Regions from separate parts of the Homo sapiens genome. Here region 1 is linked to region 2. A link is an interaction called in ENCODE POLR2A ChIA-PET data of the cell type or tissue named here. Cell type or tissue: PC-9. All regions are shown on one strand. Links, peaks and the distances in the headings refer to the core of each region. The heading gives the core; the rest is flanking DNA.

Region 1 (5,666 bases), core at 918-4,917, 350 kb before region 2:
TCTTCCTACTGCTGGGTTTGTGGTCTCGCTGACTTCAGGAGTGAAGCTGCAGACCTTCGCGGTGAGGGTTACAGTTCATAAAGCTGGCACTCCAGAGTTGTTCGTCCCTCCCGGTGGTCTCCCTTCGTGGTCTCGCTGTCTTCAGGAGTGAAGTGCAGACCTTCGCAGTGAGTGTTACAGCTCATAAAGATTAGCGCAGCCCCAAAAAGTGAGCAACAGCAAGAGTCACTGAGAAGAGCGAAAGAACAAACCTCCCACAGACTGGAACTGGACCCCAGCAGGTTGCTGGTGCTGACGCGGGTGGCCTGCTTTTATTTGGCCCCACCCACATCCTGCTGATTGGTCCATTTTACAGAGAGCTGATTGGTCCATTTTACAGAGTGCTGATTGGTCCGTTTTACAGAGTGCTGATTGGTCCGTTTTGACAGAGTGTTGATTGGTGCATTTACAAACCTTTAGCTAGACACAGAGTGCTGATTGGTGCATTTACAATCCTTTAGCTATACACAAAAGTTCTCCAAGTACCCTACCCGATTAGCTAGACACAGAGTGCTGATTGGTGCATTTACAAACCTATAGCTAGACACAGAGCCCTGATTGGTGCATTTACAATCCTTTAGCTAGACGGAAAAGTTCTCCAAGTCCCCACCTGACCCAGAAGCCCAGCGGGCTTCACCTCTCACTGCTGGAGAGGCTGAGGCAGGAGAATCACTTGAACCCAGGAGGCAGAGGTTGCAGTGAGCTGCGATCGCACCATTGCACTCTAGCCTGGGCTATAAGAGCAAAACTCCGTCTCAAAAAAAAAAAAAAGAAGAAAGAAAAAGTAGATCATGTTTTAAATATTTGCCTCGTGTAATGCAGAATTACTATTTACCTTTTGAGATTTTATTTTATTTATAGACCTTTTCTTAAGCTCAAAGAAGATGGTGTGACCCTATAACCATAGGCCAGAGGAATGAGAATGCCAACAGTGAAAGGAGGCTAAGGTGGTAAATCAGACAGGAGCTCGACGCAGAATGCAGCAGGCTGAAGTGCCGCTGACATGGCTTTCTTATTTGCCATGCAAGCTTAAAAAAGGAGAAATAAGGGGCATGCTCTTCACGGGGCCAGCTCTTATCTGGTGGGATGAAGAGTTACACAGCTCCGTGTTATCCTAACTGGGCAGCCTTCCCTGGCACCTCTCAGGCTAGCTGAATGCCTTTTCTCCTTCTTTGTCATCCTAGTATGACACTGTATTATGATGGCCTGTTTGTGTGTCCAGCCCTCTAATAGGTGAGCTCTTTTAAGTCAGTGATTTTTATTAATAACTTTAATAATCCTGATGCCTCGCACACTGCACAAAATTTAATAATGTAACTGTGGGACCAGAACAAACTGGGCCTACTCTCATGACAACAACATGTCAAGTTACCTTGTAGGTATAACAGAGCGAAATAACTGCATGTCATGTAGCCCAAGGATGCTCAAGGGAAAAAGCTTTGACCTCTGATAATGTCCGTAACCAGCCAATTTTCTCAGAACCAAGACTAGGATATGACCAGAACCTGAATACTGGAACTCTTTCAGAAGCAAGAGGTTCATTGGCCTGGAAGATCTTGTGCTAAGATCTGTCTCAGCATACTTCCAATCAGACCCTGTCAAGTCAGCATTCCTAAATTCTATCCCTAGCCTCTGATCCCTTAAAACTTTCCCCAGATCCCAAGTCAGGGAGCCAGATTTGAACCTACTTCCTGTCTTCCTGCTTGATGATTTTGCAATAAAGCCTTCCTTTTCTCAAAAGCCGGTGCCATGGTTCTTGGTTTCTGTCTACATCAGGCAGAGAGCCCATTTGCTCAAAAACAGTAAAAGCTCATTAACTGAGAACTGAGTAGAAGGAAAATAGGGAGGAAGAAGAAAGAGAAAAGAAGGGAGGAAAAAAGGAAGGAAGGAAAGAAAGAAGGGAGGAGGAAAAGGGAGAACAAAAGAAGAGAAAATAAGTAAACGGGAAAGAGTGGGAACTTCAGGGCATTGTGCCAAACCTCTGATCCCAAGGCATCATCCTGGCCTGACGTGAACTTGAAATTCTCTGGACACGGGAAGCCAGGACCTCTGTGCACTAACCTTGCTAAAATTCTCTCCTGCCTCTGCACTTTGCCAAAGTTGAATTGAATAGCATCCATTCTTTTCAGTTTCCACCCTAGAGCAACATTTTCAGTAGTAGAGTTATTCTGGGTTCTACAGGCAACAGAAATCAATGTCTGCCTCGTCTCTTTGACCTTGCATGTGAAGGGGAGCTTTTTTAGGTGATGCAAGTACAAAGGGAGAGTGAAGCCATAGGCAATTTGGACTGCTAAATATAGAGTGGCGCTTTTAAAAATGCTGTCTTGGCCGCTCTGAGTGTCTGGAAAGACCTGCCGGTCACTGGCAAGGACAAAGGATCAGCTTTGACTGGACTATCTGAGGATTCAAGGACCTATATGGAATTGAGAAAGATTATTTGTAGCATATCTTTGGAAATTGCCATGGCCAATTATATGCATCTTGCCTCCTGGCATAATTTCCCTGCAGGTGACCAATATAACTGTTTTTATCCCTGTTTCACAGCAGCCCTGAAAGCAGCCTGGAGTGACTAATCTGGTTTTATAAAAAAGTGTTGGGGCTCAGGAAATGACTTCCCAAAATATGGAACTAAACAAAAAGTCTCAAGATCCCTCTGACCTTTCCCCGACCCCCATCTCTCACACCTTTGTCTCTCCCAAAGCAGATGACGAGGCTATTCTCTGAAGTTCCCTTATCTGCCCAGAAACCGGACTTCCAAAGAGAAATCCAATTGCCTGCAATCCCTTCCTGGAAATTTCATTAAGCAGGGAAGATTAAAACTCATCACAGAGAAAAAGACTAAAAATTAAACACCAAACCTAGAGCTCAGACAAACTTTGAACTGTGTTTGTTCTCCAGTCCCATTCAATTCCCTAAGAGAATTATTTAGTTATCCCTATCTGAATATTGGGTGCATTCATTCTCCCTAAAATTTATTTACTCCTGCATTCCCCTCACCCCTTCTCCTATGAAGAAAGGTTTATAAGCACCTGGACCCCATTGGATTATTGAATAATCATTCTCCTGCAATTCTCCCATGCTATACATGTTAAAATAGATGTGTATGCCTTTTTCTCCTATTAATCTGCCTTTTTTTAGTTCATTTTCAATGAACCTTCAGAGGATGAAGGGGAAAGCTGTCCTTGCTCACCCCTGCACAAGGTAAACAACAACTGTGAGCTAGTGTCATTGCCCTGGGCATAGCTGCCATATAAGGGCATCCTGGGGAAGAGCACGTTGCTATGAGAAGAGAAAGTGTTACGAAATGATAGAGCATGACAAAAAAAGAGCAGATTGTTCATAATGGTAATAAATTGCCTAGAAGCCAGTAAAGTGAACTCTTCAGCTAAAGTCACTCTAGGCCACACAGTGTCACTCAGTCAGGTCCCTTTTAGGTAATGGCAGAAACTGGAAATTGACAAGGAGTTATTTCTCTGTGATACAGCTTTTACCTCCTAGCCTGTCATGTGACTCCTACTCCAAAGTCAGGAAAACTGGTTGCTGAATCAAAGCCAATGAGCTGAGCTTCCTCGGAGGTCTCCACAGGTGAGTTGGGCATATGAATAAAGAGAAGAGCCTGATTTGGAATTGCATCATATCCAAACGCCTTTAACAAGATAGACAAAGCTTGCTTTTCATCAAAATAAAAATCTGCCACATGCTTCTATCCTTGTGTCATGGTACTAAATTGTGTACAAAGAAATATGCACAGGCATTTTCTTGCTTTCTTTCTTTTTTTTTTTCTTCTGTTTTTGAGACAGGGTCTTACTCTGTCGCCCACGTTGGAGTGCAGTGTCATGATCTTGGCTCACTGCGACCTCCGCCTCCCAGGTTCAGGTGATTCTCCTGCCTCAGCCTCCCAAGTAGCTGGGATTACAGGCGTCCGCCACCACGCCCAGCTAATTTTTGTATTTTTAGTAGAGATGGGGTTTCACCACATTGGCCAGGCTGGTCTCGAACTCCTGACCTCAGGTGATCCGCCCACCTCGGCCTCCCAAAGTGCTGGGATTACAGGCATGAGCCACTGTGCCTGGCCCATATTTTTGCTTTCTAAGATAACTGAGTCAGATACGAAATATGAGAGGCAAGATTTTATTATGGCACGAGTTCTGGTGCCTGAATAGGTTCAAATTCATTTCCATTTCTCATTTTCAAGGTGGCATTGGGCAAGTTGCTTAAGTTCTATGACTCATCTGAAAAAGGGAGGCAAAAAGAATGCTCATTCATAGATAGGGTTGCACTGAAGATTAAGTCAGTTAATAATGTGCAAAGTGTTCAGAAATGTATCTGGCATGTGGTAAATCATGGATAAACAGCTGATATTCTAAATGCACAGAGCATAGGGCAATTTGAAGACCTTAATTGTGCAGAGTTGTACAGACAGGGACAGGCACAGAAAGAATTCACCCATGATCTGCATTCACTCATGAATTCCAGCACTCACTCGTGACCGGAAGCCAGGGCCAGCTGTCCAGGAGAGCCTGTCATCCCTCAGGCAAGCACAACCAGATTCTGTGGGGTGCAGGTGTACCGCATGTACTTGGCAAAATGTTGCTCTTATTTGTATGAATGGAACAGGCTGTCTCATATACTGAACCATAACTTGCTATTGCCTGGTTCCTCTCTCCTAGAGAACTTCAAGGAGATTGTGGTGGGCAAATCAGATGATGCCAAAACTCAGATATTTAGGGCCTAATGAATGCCCAGAAGGAATAGGAGTTGGCACTTGCCAGGTTTCTGTCTTTGAACCAAGTGCCAAATGTTTGAACAGTTTTCATAAGTATGTCCCAAGTCCTTCCCTTGATGTGTTAGACACTTTAGTGACAGCAGTGTGGCTGTGCAGATGAGTCCTTGGATTGAGCACAGTGTGGCTGACATGTGACTGTAGGCACTTCGGGGCAGACAGAATTAAAGGTATCCAAGTCTTATGCAGAGGGAGCTGTAGGTTTTGTCCTTAGCTCTGGGCCTTCCAGAACAAAGATCAGATCAAATAAGGTAGTTAATGATCCTTCCTGGCAGGAGGTTCCTTTAACTCATTGAAACAGTGTCTGGAAAGGTAGGATAAGGAACCTAGATACAGTATCCTGAATAGGATTACAATTGCATGAACCCATAGGACATCCATTCATTCGGCCAACAAATACTTATTCAGTGCTGACTATTCAAAAGGCACTGAGGTAGATACTCAGGTGGTTCAAATTTTCTTTGGCAAGATATTGAGCCTCTAAAAACAGTCACCAATAAAGGCACAGCCAGCAGCCAAGCAGTCCTGGAGTAGTGACTCCTATCCCCTAATGGAAGGGACCACCCACATTCTATGGTGATTGGTATCTCTGGAGCTGCTTGAAAGTGGTTCTTAGGGACACAAAATCTCCATTTAATAGTCTTATTTACTTGAAATAAATATATACACTGAAGCACAGCAGGCATCCCAGCTAGTATTGAGAGATCCACAGAAAGAACTCCAAAGTTTAAGCTGTTAATACTGTTGATCAGGTGATTTCTCTTGCCATACCTCTAAAGTTAGCTGAGATTCTCTTTGGAAGAGGATCACAAATAAGAGGGAGGGATTGTTAACGTTGTTTAGG
Region 2 (5,666 bases), core at 583-4,582:
GCCAATCACCATGTCATCCCTAGCCTGCTACAATGCCTTGTGTCCATCTTCCTGCATCCACATTTGGCCCCCCAAGTCCACTTCACAGCAGCCAGATGCATTTTTAATATGCCTGACTGACATGTCATTCCCCTGCTTAAAATCCTTCAAAGGCCTCTCATGATTCTTAAGTTACAGATTAAAACTGTAACACATTCTGGAAGTCCCTGCAAACCTGAGCCTGAGTTCTTCTTTCTGCTCCAGCCTCATCTTGCCCTATTCTCCTCTCACTCGTCACAGCCTGGAAGAGGGGTCAGCTCACTTCTTCTGCAAAATGCCCCATTTTAGGCTCTGTGAGCCACACAGTCTCTGTAACAACTGCCTGACTCTGCTGATGTGAGAGAAAGCAGCCACAGTCAACACAAAGATGAATGTGTCCCAGTAAAATGATCTTTATGGATATTGAAATTTCATATCAGTTTCATATCATGTCAGGTGCAATGAAGTATTCTTCTTCCTCTTTGATTTTTTTCAAGCATTTAAAAGTGTAAAAACCATTCTGAGCTCATGGCTGTACAAAGCGGGTAGAGGCGGGATTGGGCCCATAGGGCAGTGTGCTGAACCCTGTTCAAACCACACTGAACTTTTTTCAATTCCTGGAAGAAACCAAGTTTCCTCCACATGTGCTCTCAGCCTATTCTCTTTCTTCATCTTCTGTATTTGGTAAATTCCCATATCACGTCTCAATTTAAATGTTACTTCTTTTTTTGGAGATGGAGTCTTGCTCTGTCACCCAGGCTGGAATGCAATGGTGCGATCTCAGTGCACTGCAACCTCCACCTCCCGGGTTCAAGCAATCCTCCTGCCTCACCCTCCTGAGTAGCTGAGATTACAGGCGCACACCACCACACCTGGCTAATTTTTTTTTTTTTTTTTTTTGTATTTTACTAGAGACGGGGTTTCACCGTGTTGCCCAGGCTGGTTTCGAACTCCGTTAGGAAGCCTTCTATGATCACCTTAGACCAGGTTACATCTCTGCACTAGTCACTGTCATGTGACTTTTCCCTCACAGCAGCTAATGATTATAGAAGCAAATAAGTATTGAATTATTAGCTTAAGTTCTGCCCCCTCCCTCAATATAAGGTAAGTGCTCTATGGGCAGTGACCATGACAGTCTCCATGACTTCAGACTGGCACAGTGCCTTGCACATTACAGGTACTTAGAAAACTTTGCTGAATGAGTACTTTCTCTGTGGGAAACATGAGTGCAGAGACTGCATATATGTTTTATAATCACCCCTAGTACTGGGGACACAGCAGATCCTCAGGTGTTTGTTGACGGAGAAAGTTATGCAGGGTTCATCTACAGGATCAGGCTGGTGCTTGAAGTGAGTTGCTGAGGAATACACAGCAGGCTGGAGGAGATTTGGAAGACAAACCAAACGGAAAGGAAAGACCAAATGGGAGGCTCCTCCATCTGCTGAGTCATACTTTTTTTTTTTTAAAGACAAGATTTTACTCTGTTATCCAGGCTGGAGTGCAGTGGTGCAATCTCAGTCCACTGCAGCCTTGACCTCCCCTGGCTCAAGCAATTTTCCTGTCTCAGCCTTCTGAGTAGCTGGTACTACAGGCATGCACCACTATGCCCAGCTAATTTTTGTATATTTTTGTAGAAATGGGGTTTCACCATGTTGCCCAGGCTGGTCTTGAACTCCTGGGCTCAAGCAATCCACCTGCCTTGGCCTCTGAAAGTGCTTGGGATGACAGGCGTGAGTCACTGCACCTAGCCCCAAGTCATTCCTTTTGAAAGACTTGACCAGGGCAGAGCAGTTGAGGTAAAAAATTGACTAGACTAGGTGGTGGTAGTTGGGGGAAAGAGGTGGTCAAAGAAAAAAAATTCTTAACCATAGAAAGGAAACAGTTTAGACTAAAGTCATTTATAAATGTTCAGCTAGCCACCTGATTGTTACAACACGACAGAAACAAATGCTCTGAGAACTTTTACAGCAAGAGGAGCCCTCCTGTCAATAACAGAAGAAAGCCAAGAACCAAGCCACAGGATCTGATTGACAAGTTATTTGGAACAAATGATGGGACAATAAATACTAAGCACAGATCAGGAAACCAACATGGAACACGTGGAAAGCCACGGGTGAGAGCAGCAAAGATACAAGGCTGCATTTTAACAACACCTAAGATTCAGAGTGCTTCCAACCTTCCAAAAACACCTAAATACTTCCACTTGAAAAGCATACTTTATGTTGTAAACAGAAAGAAAACATTCTTTTTTTTTTTTTTTTGAGACGGAGTCTTGCTCCTGTCACCCAGGCTGGAGTGCAGTGGCGAGATCTCAGCTCACTGCAACCTTGCCTCTTGAGTTCAAACAGTTCTCCTGCTTCAGCCTCCTGAGTAGCTGGGATTACAGGTGCCTGCCACCACGCCCATCTAATATTTGTACTTTTAATAGAGATGGGGTTTCTCCATGTTGGCCAGGCTGGTCTCGAATTCCTGACCTCAGGTGATCTGCCTGCCTTGGCCTCTCAAAGTGCTGGGATTACAGGCATGAGCCACCACGCCCAGCCAACATTCTTTATCGTAAACATCCTTGTCCCTTTGAAGTAGGGAAAGGTTGAGTCTGTGCCAGCTAAACATTTGGGAAAACTAAAGCTGAATTGTTAAAATGCCTGTGGCCTGTGCTCAGATTTTCTTTGTACTCACTAGAATAATGGTTCTCAAGATGCCTGGTCATAGCAGCTATAGTTCAATCACAGGCTTGAGTAAAACCTATCCTAGTATTTTTGCTGGCAATATGAATATTTCACTAACAAAGCTAATTGCCTCAGTGGGAGGCTTCCATTTGCAGATGAAAAGGAATGTATTCTCTAAAGAATCCAGGTGAGGTTATATGCTCTCTCCCATCCACCCTTCTACTCACTCGCATACCTGTGAGGTAGATGGTTTTTGCAGGCTTTGGACACTTCTGAAGCAATCAAAGTTAGAATGCCACTGCTTTAGTGACATACCAACTTTTGGAGGCTTTAAAGCTTTTGTCTTGTATTAACGTGTCCAAAAAACACAACTTCAGTTAAAAGTAAACATAAACAGAAGGAGCAATCAATATAGAGTACTCACAAAATAAAAAGATGCACTGTGACCATGCTTTTTTCTCTTGCAAATTCCAAGAAAAATACTACATAATCACAAAGTATTGTTTTAAAATTATTATCCTAGATTATTACTGTCTTACTTTTTAAGCATTAATCTTCCTTATTTGGTAGCCAGCCATGAAGAAATTCCAGGAGGAAAAAAAAATCACTTTTGAGGTTTCTATCACTAAATCACCATAGCTATAAATACCCATAAGATTAAAAACGATCAGCAGTAATTCTCGAGGACAAAGTTACAAGAGAATGTAATGATTCATATTTAATACCAAGTTTTTGAAAGATCTGCAGGCACAAATATTAAAGGTCAGCTTGGAGGACTCTAGAATATGTTTCGGAGAAATTCTCTAAGCTTATTATGCATAGGGAAAAATCCTGCAAAAGGAGTTCAAGAAGTTGGTAACTCCATGAAAGGACAGCATCGCTGTTCCATCTACCACTTATCACGTTTCTCCCTGAACAGTGTGCCATTTAACAGTATTAGAATTTGTTTCTCTTCGTCTTTTTGTTGACCCATAAAAATTATACATATTTATGGGGTACAGAGTGATATTTTGGTACTTGTTTACAATATATAATGATCAAGTCAGAGTAATTAGCATATGTATTACTTTGGGTATTGATCATTTCTTTGTGTTGTGAACATTCAATATCCTCTCTTCTGGCTTTTTGAAAATATACAATAAATTACAGTTAACCATATTCACCCTATAGTATTGCAGAATACCAGAACTCATTCCTCCTACCTAGCTGTACTTTGGTATCCATTAACTAACCTCTCTGCAACCTCCCCTCCCCTCAAGCCCTTCCCACCCCAATAACCACAATTCTACTCTCTATTTCCACGGACTCCAATTTTTTTCGCTCCCACATATATGTGAGAACATGCAGTATTTATTTTCTTGTGCCTGACTTACTTCACTTAACATAATGTCATCCAGGCTCATCCACGTTGCCACAAAAGATAGAATTTTATTCTTTTTTATGGCTGAATAGTGTTCCATCAGGTAAACACACCACATTGTCTTAATTCATTCATCCATTGATGGACACTTAGATTGATTCCTTATCTTTGTCATTGTGAATAGTGTTGCCATAAACATGGGATTGCAGACATCCCTTTGATATACAGATTTTCTTTCCTTTGAGTAAACACCTGGTAGTGGAATTCCTGGATCATACAGCAGTTCTATTTTTAGTTTTTTTTTTGAGAGACCTCCATACTGTTTTCCACAATGGCTGTACTAACTTACACTTCCATTAGCTATAGATAGCCATAAGATTTAAAATGATCAGCAATAATTCTCAAAGACAAAATTACAAGAGAATGTGTGTAAGAGTTCCCTTTTCTCCACATCCTCACCAACATTTACTATTTTTCGTCTCTTTGATAACAGCCATTCTAACTAAGGTGAGCTAGCTCACTGTGATTTTCATTAGCATTTCCCTGAGGATTAGCGATGCTAAGCATTTTTTCATATGCTTGCTGGCCATTTTTATGTCTTCTTTTGAGAAATGTCTATTCAGTTCCTTTGTCCAATTTTAAATCAAATTATTTGTGTTTTTGCCATTGAGTTATTCGAGTTCTGTGTATATTCTGTGCTAGTCCCTTGTCAGATGAATAGTTGACTAATATCTTCTCCCATTCTACAGGTGGTCTCTTCACTCTGTTGATTGTTTCCTTTGCTGTGCAGAAGCTTTTCGGTTCAATATAGTCCCAATTGTCTATTTTTGTTTTTTGTTGCCTGAGCTTTTGAAGTCTTAAGTCATAAAATTTTTGCCTAGGCCCATGTCCTGAATTGTTTCCCCTATTAAACAATACTAACTTAAAGAATTTTCTAGCAGATAATATTGAATGCAACTAACTCCCTGGATTTTAAGTTACACATGCTTGCTTTCTCTTCTATACTAAGCGGAATTCTCCAAGAAAAAAATAATTATTTTTATAGTTATCATTTCCCTTTTTGGATGTCTGTCCCATTCTAGGATATTGTACAAGTAAATATGCGTGCATGTGTGTGAGTTTAGGGTTGGAGCATTCTAATAGAAATTTCCATATTGGTACCAGTATTATTAATATTAAGATGATAATGTAGTGCCATCTTGTGGGCAGAAGAGGTAACTGTCATGCTAAAAATTCCAGAAACCAAATTTCATTCCTTGGTGATGGGTCAGGATTATAGCAGTAGATTTCTTGGTTATGTTTTAACTGGAATCTTTCATTAAGTGCCAAAAAGTAAATAAATGTGTAACTAAAATTTCTCCTCTCTTCTCAGGAAAAGAAAAGCTGTATAATACAATACAGGAATTAAAAAAACAACTCAGGTAAAAATAGTCAAATAATATTCAGTCTGCTTTGAATAAACTCAGGGTATTAGCCAAGGAACATTTGAGAAGAAAAGCAAGACTGAAAATCTGACCTCAGGAATGCTAAGATTTTGATTTAATCATTTTACCACTGAAGAGGAAAGAATCATTGGAACGATTTTCATTTTTTATCCCAAATTTACTTCCCTTTCCATC

The links. Peaks named below come from ENCODE experiments on the same cell type or tissue, not always from the same donor. Only the 100,000 strongest peaks of a DNase experiment are listed, where the experiment ranks them.
Region 1: POLR2A ChIA-PET joins it to region 2 with 26 read pairs; 1 of 35 experiments calls an interaction of 5 or more read pairs at or near these places.

The regions. Positions count from the first base shown.
Region 1 is chr1:233,719,086-233,724,751 of GRCh38, reverse strand. It overlaps LOC124904552 (a long non-coding RNA gene), which reads right to left and starts at 287. Exons shown (of 2, transcript XR_007066947.1): 1 at 1-287. RefSeq lists an enhancer at 1-770. In PC-9, for the core only: no CTCF peak of the experiment used is centred there; DNase peaks (open chromatin) are centred at 3,321 and 4,261; H3K27ac peaks cover 1,539 bases.
Region 2 is chr1:233,364,473-233,370,138 of GRCh38, reverse strand. All of the region lies in intron 5 of MAP3K21 (mitogen-activated protein kinase kinase kinase 21), which reads right to left. Among named protein-coding and RNA genes, the nearest start is that of MAP3K21, 40 kb to the right of the region's middle. In PC-9, for the core only: no CTCF peak of the experiment used is centred there; a DNase peak (open chromatin) is centred at 2,618; H3K27ac peaks cover 1,948 bases.